2 separate regions of the Homo sapiens genome follow, and region 2 is linked to region 1. A link is a contact called in ENCODE Hi-C or POLR2A ChIA-PET data. All regions are on one chromosome and are shown on one strand. The core of a region is the stretch at or near the end of the contact, and the rest is flanking DNA. Distances in the headings are between cores, read along the strand shown.

What was found. A loop is a pair of places that touch in the nucleus more often than their neighbours do. ChIA-PET counts read pairs that join two places held with the same protein, here RNA polymerase II (POLR2A). Pooled maps may share reads with other maps.
Region 2: a pooled map shows a loop between it and region 1 (2.5-fold over the local background). The contact joins two enhancer-like sites. A Hi-C loop is called at or near these places in 1 of 168 maps with a recorded cell type or tissue (GM12878), 9 of 37 single-sample maps with no recorded cell type and 14 of 50 pooled maps. POLR2A ChIA-PET finds 5 or more read pairs at or near these places in 1 of 52 experiments (activated T-cell).

Annotation. Positions count from the first base shown.
Region 1 is chr3:59,242,438-59,249,410 of GRCh38, forward strand. The region is part of intron 4 of CFAP20DC-DT (CFAP20DC divergent transcript); the gene reads left to right. Among named protein-coding and RNA genes, the nearest start is that of CFAP20DC-DT, 160 kb to the left of the region's middle. Within about 2 kb of position 3,899, at least 6 of the 41 ENCODE cell types and tissues checked have a DNase peak (open chromatin) inside an H3K27ac peak, as active enhancers do; they include GM12878, where a contact is called at or near this core.
Region 2 is chr3:59,440,859-59,447,831 of GRCh38, forward strand. All of the region lies in intron 5 of CFAP20DC-DT (CFAP20DC divergent transcript), which reads left to right. Among named protein-coding and RNA genes, the nearest start is that of CFAP20DC-DT, 360 kb to the left of the region's middle. RefSeq lists an enhancer at 3,462-3,511. Within about 2 kb of position 3,198, at least 3 of the 41 ENCODE cell types and tissues checked have a DNase peak (open chromatin) inside an H3K27ac peak, as active enhancers do; they include GM12878, where a contact is called at or near this core.

The DNA.
Region 1 (6,973 bases), core at 2,649-5,148:
CTGCCCCAGTAATTCAATTATCTCCACCTGGTCCCTCCCACAACATGTGGGGTTATGGGAACTACAAGTGAAGATGAGATTTGGGTGCGGACACAGCCAAACAATATCAGTGTTATTTTACAGTGTGGATTTTTAATGTACGTACATGTTAGCATGATATGCTTCATAGGAGGGTTATGGTTTCCCCTCCTTTTTCTCCTCTTTTTCTGTTTTTACTTCTGTTCTAATTTCCTAACCCCCTATCTTTGGTATATTGTACAGATAGCCCCTTTAAGTCAAGAAATCATATTTTTCAGGATTTAGTATTTTCCACAAAAGGGTGGGGGGCCTGGGGAAGGGAGATATTTACTCAAACTCCCACCAGCTGAAACCAATCCCTGTTAAGGTTTTGTTTCAGTTGCTAGAGCCCACATCTCACACCACTCCATTTCCTACCTCTTCCTGGTGAAAATCCCCAGAAGAGCCGTCTACACTCACTCTCTGCTGTCCCTCTGCCCCCATCCTCCCTTCAGTCCTCTTCAGTCAGGGCTTCTTCTCCACCATGCCATCTGGGTCCTCACATCCAATGACAGTTTTCAGTGCTCTTCCTACTTGCCTTTTTAGGAGCCTTATTAGGACACCCACACCTTGGGGTCACCCTGGACTCCTCTCCCTCACATTCCACATTCTTCACCAAACCACATCAGCTCCACCTGCAAAATACGCCCAGAATCTGACCCTTCTCATCCCATGTTCTACTACCATCCAGGTCCAAGGCATCCCACTGTTGACTGAGATGATTGCAGTAACCTCCTAACTGCTCTTTTGCTTCCATCCCTGCTATTGTCTCAACGTTTACATTCCCCAAAAATTCCCGTATTGAAACCTTCACTCCCAAGGTGATGGTATTAGGAGGCGGGGCCTTTGCCAGTTAATTAGGTCATGGTGATGAAGTCCCATGAATGGGATTAGTTTCCCTATAAAAGAGACCCCAGAGAGATCCCTCACTCCTTCTGCCTTGTGAGGTCAGTGAGAAAATGGCCGTCTATAAGGATCCAGGCCCTCACCAGACACCAAATCTGCTGGTGTCTTGATCTTGGACTTCCCAGCCTCTAGACAATGAGAAATGAATTATGTTGTTTATAAGCCACCAGTCTATGATATTTTGTTATAGCTGCTTGAAAGGACGAAGACAAGTCCTTACCCCTTTCCAGCATATTCCCAACATAGTAGCCAGAGTGACTCAATCTTAAAACAGGTCACATCCACATTTGTTCAACAAACTGCCCACAGCCTTCCAAGAAAGCCCTGTGATTAAATAATGATTTCCATGAACTGGTGTGATCTGGCCATTTGCTACCTCACTTTGACCTCACTGCCACTTTCCCTCATTTACTCTGTTCTGGCCACTCTGGCCCCTTTGCTCTCTCTTGAATATACCAAGCACTCTCCTGCCCACCAAAGCCTTTACTGTTTGCTGTTCTCTCTGCCAAAGCTTTTCTCTAATCATCAGTATGGCTCCCCACCTTACTTTCTTCTGTTCTGTTAGCAGTGAGTCTTGCCTTCTGTGCTGGGAGTTCCTGGAGTGCTTCTCCCTGTCCTGCTCTGTTTTTCTCCATGGCACGTATCACTGTGTAACATACTTCATGTTTACATGCTCATTTGTTTATTTTCTATAGCCTGTCTCTAGAATCTAAGCTCCGTGAAGCAGGGAACTTATTTTTCTACTGTTATGTCCCACGTCCAGAATTATGAAATGGACCCAGTAAGAATTTGTGGTTATGAATAAATAAATGAATGACTCTAGTATTCTTTATATTATATATCCAATTCACTTTTAATAAAATGGCATCATATAAACATAGCTTGCTTTTTAAAACCTAATAAATTGTCAACAATTTCCCATATCAAAAATATTATTCTATAACATTTTGCATAATGACTTCTCGATATTCTATTTTAGAGATGCACAATAATTCATTTAATTCTCTAATGCCCCTTTTGATGGTGTGCAAAATTTTTATAACAAAGATGACCACTTGAACGCACATCCCTTTCTGATGCACTCTCTCTTTCATTCTGTGGACTAACACTGCAACTGGAAAGCTGGCAGGCCTGGAGCTCTGCTGGCACGTACAAACTTGTGGCATTGTCTCTGGGCCTTTGGATTCCTTGCTTTATAAACTTCCCATAGCTACCCAAATGTTGCGCCTCTGGTTTCCTTTCCTTTTCCAAACCACCATCCAGTTTTGTTGAGTACTGCATTTCAATACTTCGCCTAATAGGACGTGCATCCTGGGCTGAAACTGCAAACTTTTTTCCCTTAGGAGATTTTGGTTGATAATATAGGAATATAGCTTATTTTATTTTGCTAATTTTATGGAAGCTCCTGCCTATGACTTAATCTTTAGCACCTCTCAAATCAATTGATCAGAGGCAATTTAGAGAAAACATCTGTTTTCATTTCCTACCTAGTGACCAATAAGTGACTGTTTAGGAATAACTAAGTGTTCTCACTTTTAGCATGCAACAAGAACTGCGTGCCTCAGTTACTAGCATAGGAACTTGCTGTGTCCTGAGGGGAAATGTTTTTCTCTGTAGGAGGATAAGCTCCTTAGTAGCATGAACCTGAGCATAAATCAGAGCTTCATTAGCTTCAGGGACTATCCTTTTCGTCATCTAGAGAAATACACTTTTTAATTTGCTTGCCACTAAAAGTTTAAAGAGATCCCAATTATTTTTATTTATTCATCCAAGTCAGCTAGCCTAAGATGGCCTTACTCAAAGTCTCAGAATAAAATAAAAAAAAATTACCGGAATAAAAGCTGCTGTACAGTTTCCTAGGAAAGGTAGGTTATCTTTATCTGTAAAACATACTCAATTTAACTATTACATATGATTGACATTATGGTAATACTTAACTATTTTTATAAAAGTCTTCAGTATGCTCTGTCATTTGACCTTGCAGCCGGAATATCTTTATTTTATTGGACATTGGAGAGGAAGTTCTTAGAAAGGGCAGTGTTTTGTCTGTTGTCATAGAGTTAATCAGTGGTGAAGCCAGAATTTGAATCCCAGCCACAGACCTGTTTCTTATCACGAAGTCGAGGTGCTTGGCATTATCCAGTGTTCTGTACCCTCCTGCATATTTGAATTACCTGGGGAGATTTTTAAAAATACAAATTCCTGGACTCATCTCTCTCAGATATTCTGAGTCCTTAGGTCTGGGGCAGGGCCAGGAATCATTTTTTTAAAAGCTCCCTGGGTGATTCTACCATGCAGCTTAGGGGTTCTCCATTGCAGTTTCCCTCGGCAGAGAGGAAATAATATGCAATTAGCCACTAATCAAGAGAAGGAGCAGTTTAGCTCATAAGATAGAAAAGAATTATGTCTTTGTTTTGCTGTCCTGTCATGTCGTTAGAAAAAAAATCATGGGAGTTTAAAAGTCATTGCAGAGGAATTTAGCTTTTTATGAAGAATTATGGGATGGCAGAGCTTCTAGGCCCCCTGAGGAAATAAATCTGCCCACTTTTGGCTGGCGCATGACTCCTTTAACAGCTGTGTGTGGTCAGCAGTTTACCTTACAATTACCTTATCTTGACCTATCTCCTTTTGATGATGCAAAAGGATGTTAATCAAGGTTGACTCTTTTTTGGTTCATCCTAAGAATTGACCCCAATCAGTGAATCTCCGCTCTTTGTTTAAAGTTTTGAAGCACAAAGTTTTGACTGTTCCATTTATCTTTTCTGCCTCATCTGCAAAGGAATTGGCACGTCTCCAGGTCTCCAACTGTGTGGCTACTTCTCATGCTCGCATCTCAGAAAAGTGATGGAATTGTCTGTTGTACGCACATCAGCAATGTTCAGTCATGAATTGACTTCTTCGGACTCTAGTAGTGCCTCTTCATCAAGTCTGTGTGTATTTTTTCACCAGTGCTGATGCTTGATTTGTTATTCCTTGTCTCTGCTGCCTCAGACAGGCCTTCCCGGGATTCTAGTCCTATGTTGTTTGTCTCTATTCATGTGCGTCATTATTGTGTAACTGCCCACATTTTAAATAATTGGCTTTGAGGAGGTGAGAGGCACCCAGGCAAAACTAAGCCCAGTCTTTCAGACCCACTTGCCGGTGTTGGAGTTGGCAGCACAAGCTGGGTATTCTGAGCTAAAATACTTCATCTCTTTGAGCCTCAGTCTCCTCATTTGGTTTGAGGACTAAATAAAGCAATTTAAGTCTCTGGCACACTATGGGTGCTCAATGTTAGTCTCTTTTTCTTGGTTTTTCTAAATTTGGTGTAACATGATTCAAATACTATTCACTACTTAGATAAACCTGACTGTGTTATCTTTGTTCTCATTAAATAGATCTGGTTACCCAACAATGCAGTTTCCTGAGCTCTGTATATTCTGACCAGAAACTACCCAGAATGTGGCCAGCCCTTAAAACTGCAAGTCACCTGGGAAGGGAAATAGTATTTATTAATACTCCACCCCACCCCATAAAACAAGATATGCGTGTGTGTGCACTCATGCATGCATGCACACACACACACACACACACACAATACTCAATGAACTGTGCTACTAGGGACTTTCCTCACAAAAACTTCATGAGGTAGGCAGCATTAATATTCTAACCTTATAGATTTGGATTTGAGACTTAGAGGATCTAATTTGCCCACGGATACACGGCCACTAATTAGTAAAGCTGGAATTCCAACCCTTATCTCTCTGATTCCAAAAATGGTTACCTCTTCAGTAGGCATCTTTTGGCTTTTTGGTAGGATATCTATTCAGAGAATAGTAAAAGAGATACTTGAACTACAAAGTGCAATTCATCATCTGCTTTCACAAGCTCCAACATTTCCATGAAATATTTGGATAGGGTGAGGTATGGCAACTTTGGGGGTGTGGGTGATTTGGTTCATAACTGTGTGTTTATGTGTGTGTTGGCATGGGTGTGTATCTGCAGCATGAATGTAATTATAATAACCCACTCACAAAACTCCTCACACTAAGGGGCAGAACTCTGTATGTTGAGAAACCACAAGTCTTTAAGTAAGAAATGTCTCACAGGAGTCAAATATCAACCAAACATCTGTGTGGCTAATCAAGGAGCTACAAGGCCACACTTAGTCAACAGGAAGAGTCCCTATAGAAAGACATCACTAAAAGCAGTGCCATATGATTTATTTGCTATAACTCAATTTCCATCTGTCTCATAAGGTGGATTGTGTACACACTGCACTGCAGGCATTCAGCCACGGTGGAAGCATACCAAGGAGCAGAAAACCTTCTCCTCCCTCGGGCTATTGGTGATATGCTCTGCTAAGAACCAGGCAGGGCCAGGGTGGCCTACAAGGAAATGCCTTGGGCCGTCTTGCCAAGACTTCATACCTTTAGGAGCTGGCTGGATCATGGGCCTTTGAACAAGGTTCTGTAGCAGTAATGGGGCCAGGTGGGTTTTAAGCATTCTGCTTTTCTCGGAGATTCCTTTGACTCACATTTGCAGACTCCAGATGGTAATTTTGCCACTTCAGGCAAGATGCTGTTCATAGTCCCTTAAATTTCTTACATAAATAAAGAATGAGCCAAATAAATACTTTCTTGCTATTGTGTGTTGAAGAAAATCAGGTGAAACTGAAACCCTTTCGCATTCTGTAAACAGTATACAAAATGTAGGAATGCTTAAGGCTGAGTAAAAACCAGTGTGATCCTATAAAACCAAGCCATTGCATAAGAACCAAAGAACTTCTAGAGCCTTCTGAAAATTAATGATTATTTTAGACAATATTAACCTTTATTTTTTGTAGGTAACAGGAACCTCATCTATTTTGTTTCAAAAGCTTCCTTGTTTAGGTTACTATAATATCCTCAACAGCTTTGAAGGAAGAGATTTTAAGAAACTATTTCTGTAGGAAAATTTCCTCCTTTGGCATTCCTTTTTGTTAGGCAAACCTATCTTATAGAAAGTCAGCACCATGACACATTTGCTGTGGAGAGAGAGGAAAGGAAGTCAAGGAGAGGGTACCCTCAGACAGGGTTATATGTTCTCCCTCCAGGACCCATAGTGATGATATGGTTTGTCTGTGTTCCCACCCAAATCTCATCTGGAATTGTGGATCCTGTAATTCTCACCTGTCGTGGGAGGGACCCAGTGGGAGATAATTGAATCATGGAGGCGGTTGCACCCACACTGTTTTTGTGGTAGTGAATAAGTCTCATGAGATCTAATGGTTTTATAAGGGGAAATCCCTTTTGCTTGCTTCTCATTCTCTCTTGCCTGCTGCCATGTAAGATGTGCCTTTCACCTTCCACCATAATTGTGAGGCCTCCCCAGCCACGTGGAACTGTGAATCCAATAAACCTCTTTTACTTTATAAATTACCCAGTCTCAGGTATGTCTTTATCACAGCGTGATAATGGACTATTACACAGAACATTTCTGAAGTACACTGTAGCTAGCTGTGTGACTTAGGGCAATTATTTAAAGACTCAGAGATTTAATTCCCTCACCCATGAAATGAAAATAATAATATATATCTTTTGGGTTTCTCTTGATGGATAACATGAAATTACAGAAAATCATGTTGTTACTCCAATGTGCTGAGTAGACAGGGTTCATTAAATATTACTTACATCTGAATCTGAATGTTAAAGTGTAATGCTGGAATGGGAAATGCAAGAGGACAATTCTTGTTTTGTGGGGTTGGCATATCTGCTGGGTGAGGAGGGCACTTCCTCATTAAATTACTCAGCAAACTTCACTGAGAGCCCATTGTGTTCCAGGCACAATGCTGGATGCTGGGGAGAGGGATGAATAAAAGAATCTCAGCTCACATGGAGCTCATGGCCTGGTTGGGGAGAGGGACATTTAAATAAATAAATCACTATCTGGTGCTGAGTGCAGCAACTGAATCATGTGCAGGGTAGAGAGATAACACAAAGAAAGTAAGGTCAACAATGTAAGGTCATGGGTTCAGTCTGATCTGCTGTCT
Region 2 (6,973 bases), core at 1,948-4,447, 200 kb after region 1:
TCCACAGTGAGAATAACGGTTTGTGTATTGATTCATCATGTCTTGGAGTTGGGGCTCACTCAGAGAAGACAGAGCCCAGGGTCTTGTGGCAGAGGCTGCCTAGGATCGATGAGATTAGCAGACCCCACAAGCTCAGCTTGCTAAGAGAAATTTTGCTCAGGAAAACCCTCAGGTGCCCTCAGGTGGAGTGAATAATAATTGTAAGACAAAGATGGCTTACAAGTGCTGCAGGTGCCAGAATTAAAAAAAAAAAAAATAAATAAACACACAAACCCCACGAAACTAATACAGGCTTATTTTTTTCCGCTTTTATTGAGATATTATTAGTAAATAAAAATGGTATAATTTATGATGTTTAACGTGATGTTTTGATATACATATACATTGTAAAATTACCACAATCAAGCTAATTAACACATCTATTACCTCTCATAGCTGCCATTTATGTGTGTGTGATTAGAACAGTTGAGATCTCAGCAAATTTCAAATATACAATATGTTATTATTAACTATAGTCGTCAAGCTTATAACTTGTAAATGAAAGTTTATACTTCTTGACCAACATCTCCCCTTTCCTCTCATTCTAGTCCCTAGTAACCACAATTCTACTCTGTTACCATGAGTTCTACTTTTTATTTTATTTTTTTAAGCTTCTACATATGAGTAAGATCAGGCAGTATTTGCCTTTCTGTGCCTGGCTTATTTCACTTAGCATGACGTCCTCCAGGTTCATCCTTGTTGCAAATGTGGCAGGTTTTCCTTCTTTTCAAAGGCTGAATCGTATTCAATTGTGTAAATGTACCATATTTATCCATCATCTGCCAATGGACGCTTAGGTTGTTTCCATATCTTGGCTATTGTGAATAATGCTGCAATGAACATGAGAGCACAAATATCAATATAGGTTTATTTTTGTTCTATGAGAGATGAGCACACTTGATACTCAGAACATTTCCACTGGGGGATTCAGTTCGGCATTTTTAAGGGGAAGGGATAAATAAAACTTGGGGAAAATATCCTCTAGAATGGTTTGATCTCTTTTAAAGAAATATAATTGTGTTCGGACCCAGGATGTAGGTCCAGTTATCAGGTTGATTAAACTTATTTTTCTGATGCCTTGCCTCAGTATGGATTGAGAGCCACAGAATCATCTATGAGAACCTGGCCACTCCAAGCATATGTCAGTAAGTCTGTGCCCTTTTATTTTCTTGTGCTTCTCTAAGACTACGGGCAAGAGGCTGCAATTCTTTTTCAAGGGCGTCTCCAATTACCGCTCATTAACTCTGAGAAAAGCTCAAATAGGGAAGACAAAGAGGATTGGACTGAGGACGCTGGAGAGTGAAGACAAGACACTGAGCTCCCCCACCTCATGCACTGCACAGGGCTTCTAATCTCGGCGACCACATGGGAATGAGGCCCTGCTTCCCTTAGGTCTCTGCTGTCCCCAGGGAAAGTGAGTGAGATGAGTCAAGGCACAAGAACAGCAAGCCTCCTTGTATTGCTTTTCCAAGTATGCTGTTTATATTGTGCATGTGTATATATGTAGATGTGATATATGAATCTGGAGATCTCATCTGATGGGATATGAGAAAAAAGCCCAGTTGTAGAAGACAGACCAGCACTGAGAGATGTCATTATTAAAAGATGAATGAAAGGCAACTTTTCTGGCGGAATGTAATATCACACAAATAGACAACACAGTTTTGTTTTTCTTTTTTAAACTCTTTAAATTGTGAAATATCATACTTTAAAACAAGCATTTACAGTTTATATTTACAGTTTAATTTAGAAAAAAACGTTTACCTATGTAACAAACCTGCACATCCTACACATGTATCCCAGAACTTAAAATCAGATAAATTAATTAAAAAAAATACAAGCACCTGTGGACCCACCACCCAGTTTAAGAACTAGAACATGACCCGTGCGTTCTGTTCCCAGGGATTCTGTTCTGATATCCTTCCCCAGGCATGCTGTCTCCCTCCCTCCCCAGCAAGGAGTACCTCTGAATTTTATGTAGTCATTTTGTTTTAAGAGATACATATCTTTACATAGCTCTAAAATTGTAGAGCTGTGTGTAGCGCCAGTTCATTCTTTTTTAACATTCTGTATAGCTTTTCATCATATAAATATACCACAGTTGGGTTACCCACACTATTGTTGGTGGAAACCAGGGTCATTTCCAGTTTTCAGCAGTGCTGTGCATGTCTTGTGTCATACATGTACAAGAGTTCTCTCAGGTAGATATCTAGGATTGAGCTTGCCAGCTCACAGTTTGTATATATGTTCAGTTTTTACTGCCCAATGCCAAATTGTTTCCTGAAGTGGTTGTACCGATTTTTACTCCCACCAGCAGTGAGTGAGAGTTCCCACTGCTTCATACTCTTGCCAATATTGGATATTGTTGGATTTATTATGGTTTACTAACTGATGGTACAAAGGATATTTTATTACAATGTTAGTTTGCAAATAAATTGGTCATAAGCTTGAACACCTTCTCGTGTTGGATATATATGTTTCTTTTTCTGTAGAAAGCCTTTCTATGAACTTTTTCCTTTTTTCTTATATTGTGTTTTATTCTTTGTTATTCACTAATAGGAGCTCTTCACATATTCTAGATCCTTGCTGTCCAACAGAAATATAACGCAAGCCACATATAATTTAAAATTTCCTAGTAGCTACATTAAAGAAGTAAAAATAAACTAATAAAACTGGTTTTAATAATTCATTATTTTATGTCACTAAACTTTATCCAAATGTACCTAAAATTATCAATATAAAATTATTAATGAAGTCTTTGAAATTTAATGTGTATGTTATACTCATGGCAGATCTTATTCTGTGCCAGTCACATTTCAGTTGCTCACCAGCCACATGACGACTGTATTGATCAATACATGTCTAGAGGCTTCTCCTTTGACAATTAGATTTTCTTCTAAATTGTAGCTTATGCTCTCACTTTTTTGTGGCTTCTTTTTATGTGCAGGAGTGCTTCACTTGAACATAGCCCCATTTGATTAATCTTTCTTAGTGCTTTTTTGCATTGTGCTTAAAACCTTCTCTACACTGAGGTGATGAAAGTGTTGTCTTTTGTCCAGAAGTTTGAAAGTTTTGTCTTTTATGCTTACAGTCTTGATCCATATGGACTTGAACTTTGGGTTTCGTTTGAGGAAATTTCAACTATCTATATGGATAACACACTGCTGAACTGCTCCTTCTTGGTCCACAGCTCTGCACGTAGCCCTGTCGTGAGTCAGGTTTCCACGACAGGCACGGGTGTGTTTTCAGACTCTGTCTTCTGTTCCATTTGTCTCTTTGTTTGCCTCTTTCCAAATACCACACTGTCTTCATTATTATAGCTTTAAAATAAGCCCTGTTACCTGCTGAGGCAAGTCTCCTGGCTTGTTTCTCTCTTGGAGTTTCTTGGTATATTTCAGCCTTTGCTTTCAGATATAAATTTTAAAATCAGTTTGTCAGGGTCTGTGAAAATCCTTTTGTGGCCGTTCTATTCTGTTAGATGAGCTGTGTGAACTCAAATAAGTCACTTTGCCTCTTGGGCCTATCTTTTCATCTGTAAAATGACAGTTTCATTTTGATAGGAGTGAGTGTTTCATTATTAAATGATGTAATGCATGTAAAGTTCCCAGCACAGTGCCTGGCACCCAGGAAATAGTCAACAAGTAAAGGAGTGGTTTTATTGCTGTTAAAGCTGAGATGTGGGGGCCTGTTGTGGAGAGTGCTAGAATCTCAAAAGACAGGCTGGTTTTTAGTTGTACAGAACTGCAGTCTAGGAACTGTAGACTTATTATCACCTTTGTCTTCACATTTTAGTGCAGGCTTTTGTGATTAATATTAACAATGCACGTGTATAGAACTTTATACCTCAAAATATTTTCACTCATTTGATCATATTTGGACTGCTAAGGAGCATTGAGAAGCAAGTAAGCATGCACGTATTTGGAAATACCTGACAAGCTTCAGCCAAGCCTTGGAAGCTATATTAGGACAATGGGGTAAGAGGTTATAAGGATCAGACAACCACTCAGCTGCCTAGATGCCATCCATCTGCCAAGACAATTTGAAGGTGGAAGGGAGGGTAGGATTGCCAGAGAAAAACAGGACATTCATCTAAATTTGGATCTCCAATAAACAGTCATTTTTTAGGATAAATATGTCCCACATATTGCAGGTATACTTACACTGTGACATTCATTTCTCTGAAATTCAGATTTAACTGGGCATCTGTGTTTTCACTGGACACCTAAATCTGGCAGAAGGTATTGCTGTTACTTCTTCAAATTGGAACTGTGCTCCAGAGTCTTAATGCATAAATTGCCCTGAGATCTCATGCAGTCCAGCTCCTTCTTTTAGCAAATGTGGAAATTGAGATCCAGAGGCTGAGTGGTTACGTGTGGAATCGGATGATTCCTGATTCTGCATTCCTTTTTATGCTTCTGAACGTGCAAAAATACACAGCCACCTTTTCATTGTCTTCTTTATCTTGGAGAGGTAGGGACGTCTACCACATTGACCACAACTCTTCATTGAGCCTTGGTTATGGGCAGTTTACATGGCAGGCCCTAGCCACCAGGCAAGTATCTGGTCACTCAGGGGATTAGCTAGGTCTCAAATTCTCAGGGTTCTGGAAGTATCATTCTGGACTGTAGCTGAAGGCCATGAGGCCACATAGCCAGGCTTTAGCACCTCCATTGAAATGCAGCCTTGTCAGAGCCGTCAGCTCCTGTGCTGATAGGGAACAATCACAGAGAAGCAGGCAAAAGCACAAAACTCTTCAGATGAAAAAGAATAAAAAATGATGAAGGGGAAGGAAAGAGTAACTGATGAGAAAAGATACTGCCACTTCTGACAACTGGAGGGGCTGAAGGGCCTAAATGCAGGGAAAAAGAGGGGTTCCACTGGGAGAGGCAAGTGGTACAACAAGATTTCATATCAGAATATTTTTTCTAAAATGAGGACTCTTAGACTGAGAAAGGACTCCCATGGGCCTCTTAGATTGATGAAGAGTCCCGTTGCTGGAGTCATTTTAAACCAGAACTGAACAAAGTGATTGAAAATAAACTGCAGGGAACACTTGCTTGGATATCTTCTGGGACAGACTTGATCATCTGATCAGTTTCTTCCTTCCCTCAATGCCTGTGAATCACTGGTTCATTTGAAAACATGATAGTTAAAACTCTCGTGGAACCAGAACTTGAGCATTTAATTGAAAGTAATTTTCATACAAGTGAGGCATGGTCTAGAAATTCATTTGTTGTGTGTGTATGTAATTTTTTTTTAAGTCCGAGATAAGGCGAGCAACTAGTTTCAGAATCCTTACTGGGCCAAAGCTTTGTTTCAATCTTGTTATGCTCTTACTATTTCTAACCTCTAGTTGCAAATTATTTTTATGTGACACTTATGTCCATTTGACTTCATTTTTCTAACTAAATAGCTTTTCAGGAAATAGATCTCCTGACTTATTTCAGAGCTCTAAATAAATATCCAGAGTATCTGTGTACTATAAAAACATTATAAAAACTCCTCTATGGTGCTGATCCAAGGCATGAAAATTGCCCTCCTGGTGTTCTATGCCAAGCCTGGTTGACCTTCCCAATTTTTCTGCTACAAATCTGAAAAACAAGCTCAGCTGTCTGGAGAAACATCAGGCATAGGCATACATTAGATAAATGTTTGTGTTTTCCTTTCATCACGGACGACCTCGTAGGAGATGAATGACATAAACACTCTACCTGTTAGTAGACTTGGATTGCTGTCACATTATTTCCTGCATCAGTTCTAATACTCCTGGAAATAGATGTTTTTAAAGGCAATTTGGGCAGCAGTTATTATCTTTTGCTTTGCATCTTGCTTACCCTCCATGCAATGACTGACTAAATATTGTTGATTTTACTCTTTCTCCCGTAATCCTCTCCCCTGCATCCCCACCTCTCTAGCCCCACTGGCACTGCCTACGGCCTCCCTACCTCCCATCTCCCTGCTGTCTATTGTATATGCTGCAGCTACGTTTAGCTTCCCAGAGCAGAGCCTTGATCCTATCGCTCTCCTGCTCAAAACCTGTCCATAGCTCCCTGTTTTCTATGAGGCTTTCCCAAACATTAGTCATACCACCTCCATTATCTTTGCTATTTTCCCTTTCCATCTGTGCTGTGGTTTACTTCATATTTATCTTTAAATAGGCTCACTTAAAAAAAAATCTTAAATGTATTCTAAAGGGAAACTTTATCTCTAAGTAAATGGAAAACCAGTACCATCTATCATAATAGAAACTATAAAAATAAATGCAATGAAAACAAAAGTATTATCTTCCAGCAAGATAGTGTTGCCTGAGGCTCAAAGCCTGAAGCCTGATTTCTCTGTGTTTACAAAGGTGGGTGATGATTCAGTGACTGTTTGTCCCTCCAGATCTATTTTTCTCTCTTCTTCTTGTTGTCTGCCCAGGAGGCTGAGCCCGAGGACAGGTCAGTGAGTTCCCTTACTTTCTGGTTTCCAGCTGGCCTCAGCCTATGGCAGCCCAGCAGAGTCTAGGAAGGAGGGAACGATGGGTCCAGGGCTTTGTTCCCTGCCTCTCTCCCTGCAGGGTCACCACAGCCTGGCAGTATCCCCTGACAAAAGATTGCTGCCCATTTTAACATGGCTTGTTCTTAAACCCTCCCCTTGTCCCTTCAAGCCTGGAAATGGTGACAGCTCTCCCTTTACAAGCCCTGGGTCAGTGTGTTGCCCTTGTGGTTCCCCTGTACCCATACTTAGCTGATTGTCCCTTTATGACACCCACTTGGATTATCCTGCTTTGATAGGTCATACCTCTCCTGTGGAGACCCTGACTAGTATAATTATCATGGATTAGTTGTTATAGATAGACCCACATCAACTGAGACTTTCTCCTTGGCTTCATCAAAGATTGAAGGGGAATTGATAGGTAGGCGGTCTCTGTACCACCTTGCACCATGCATGT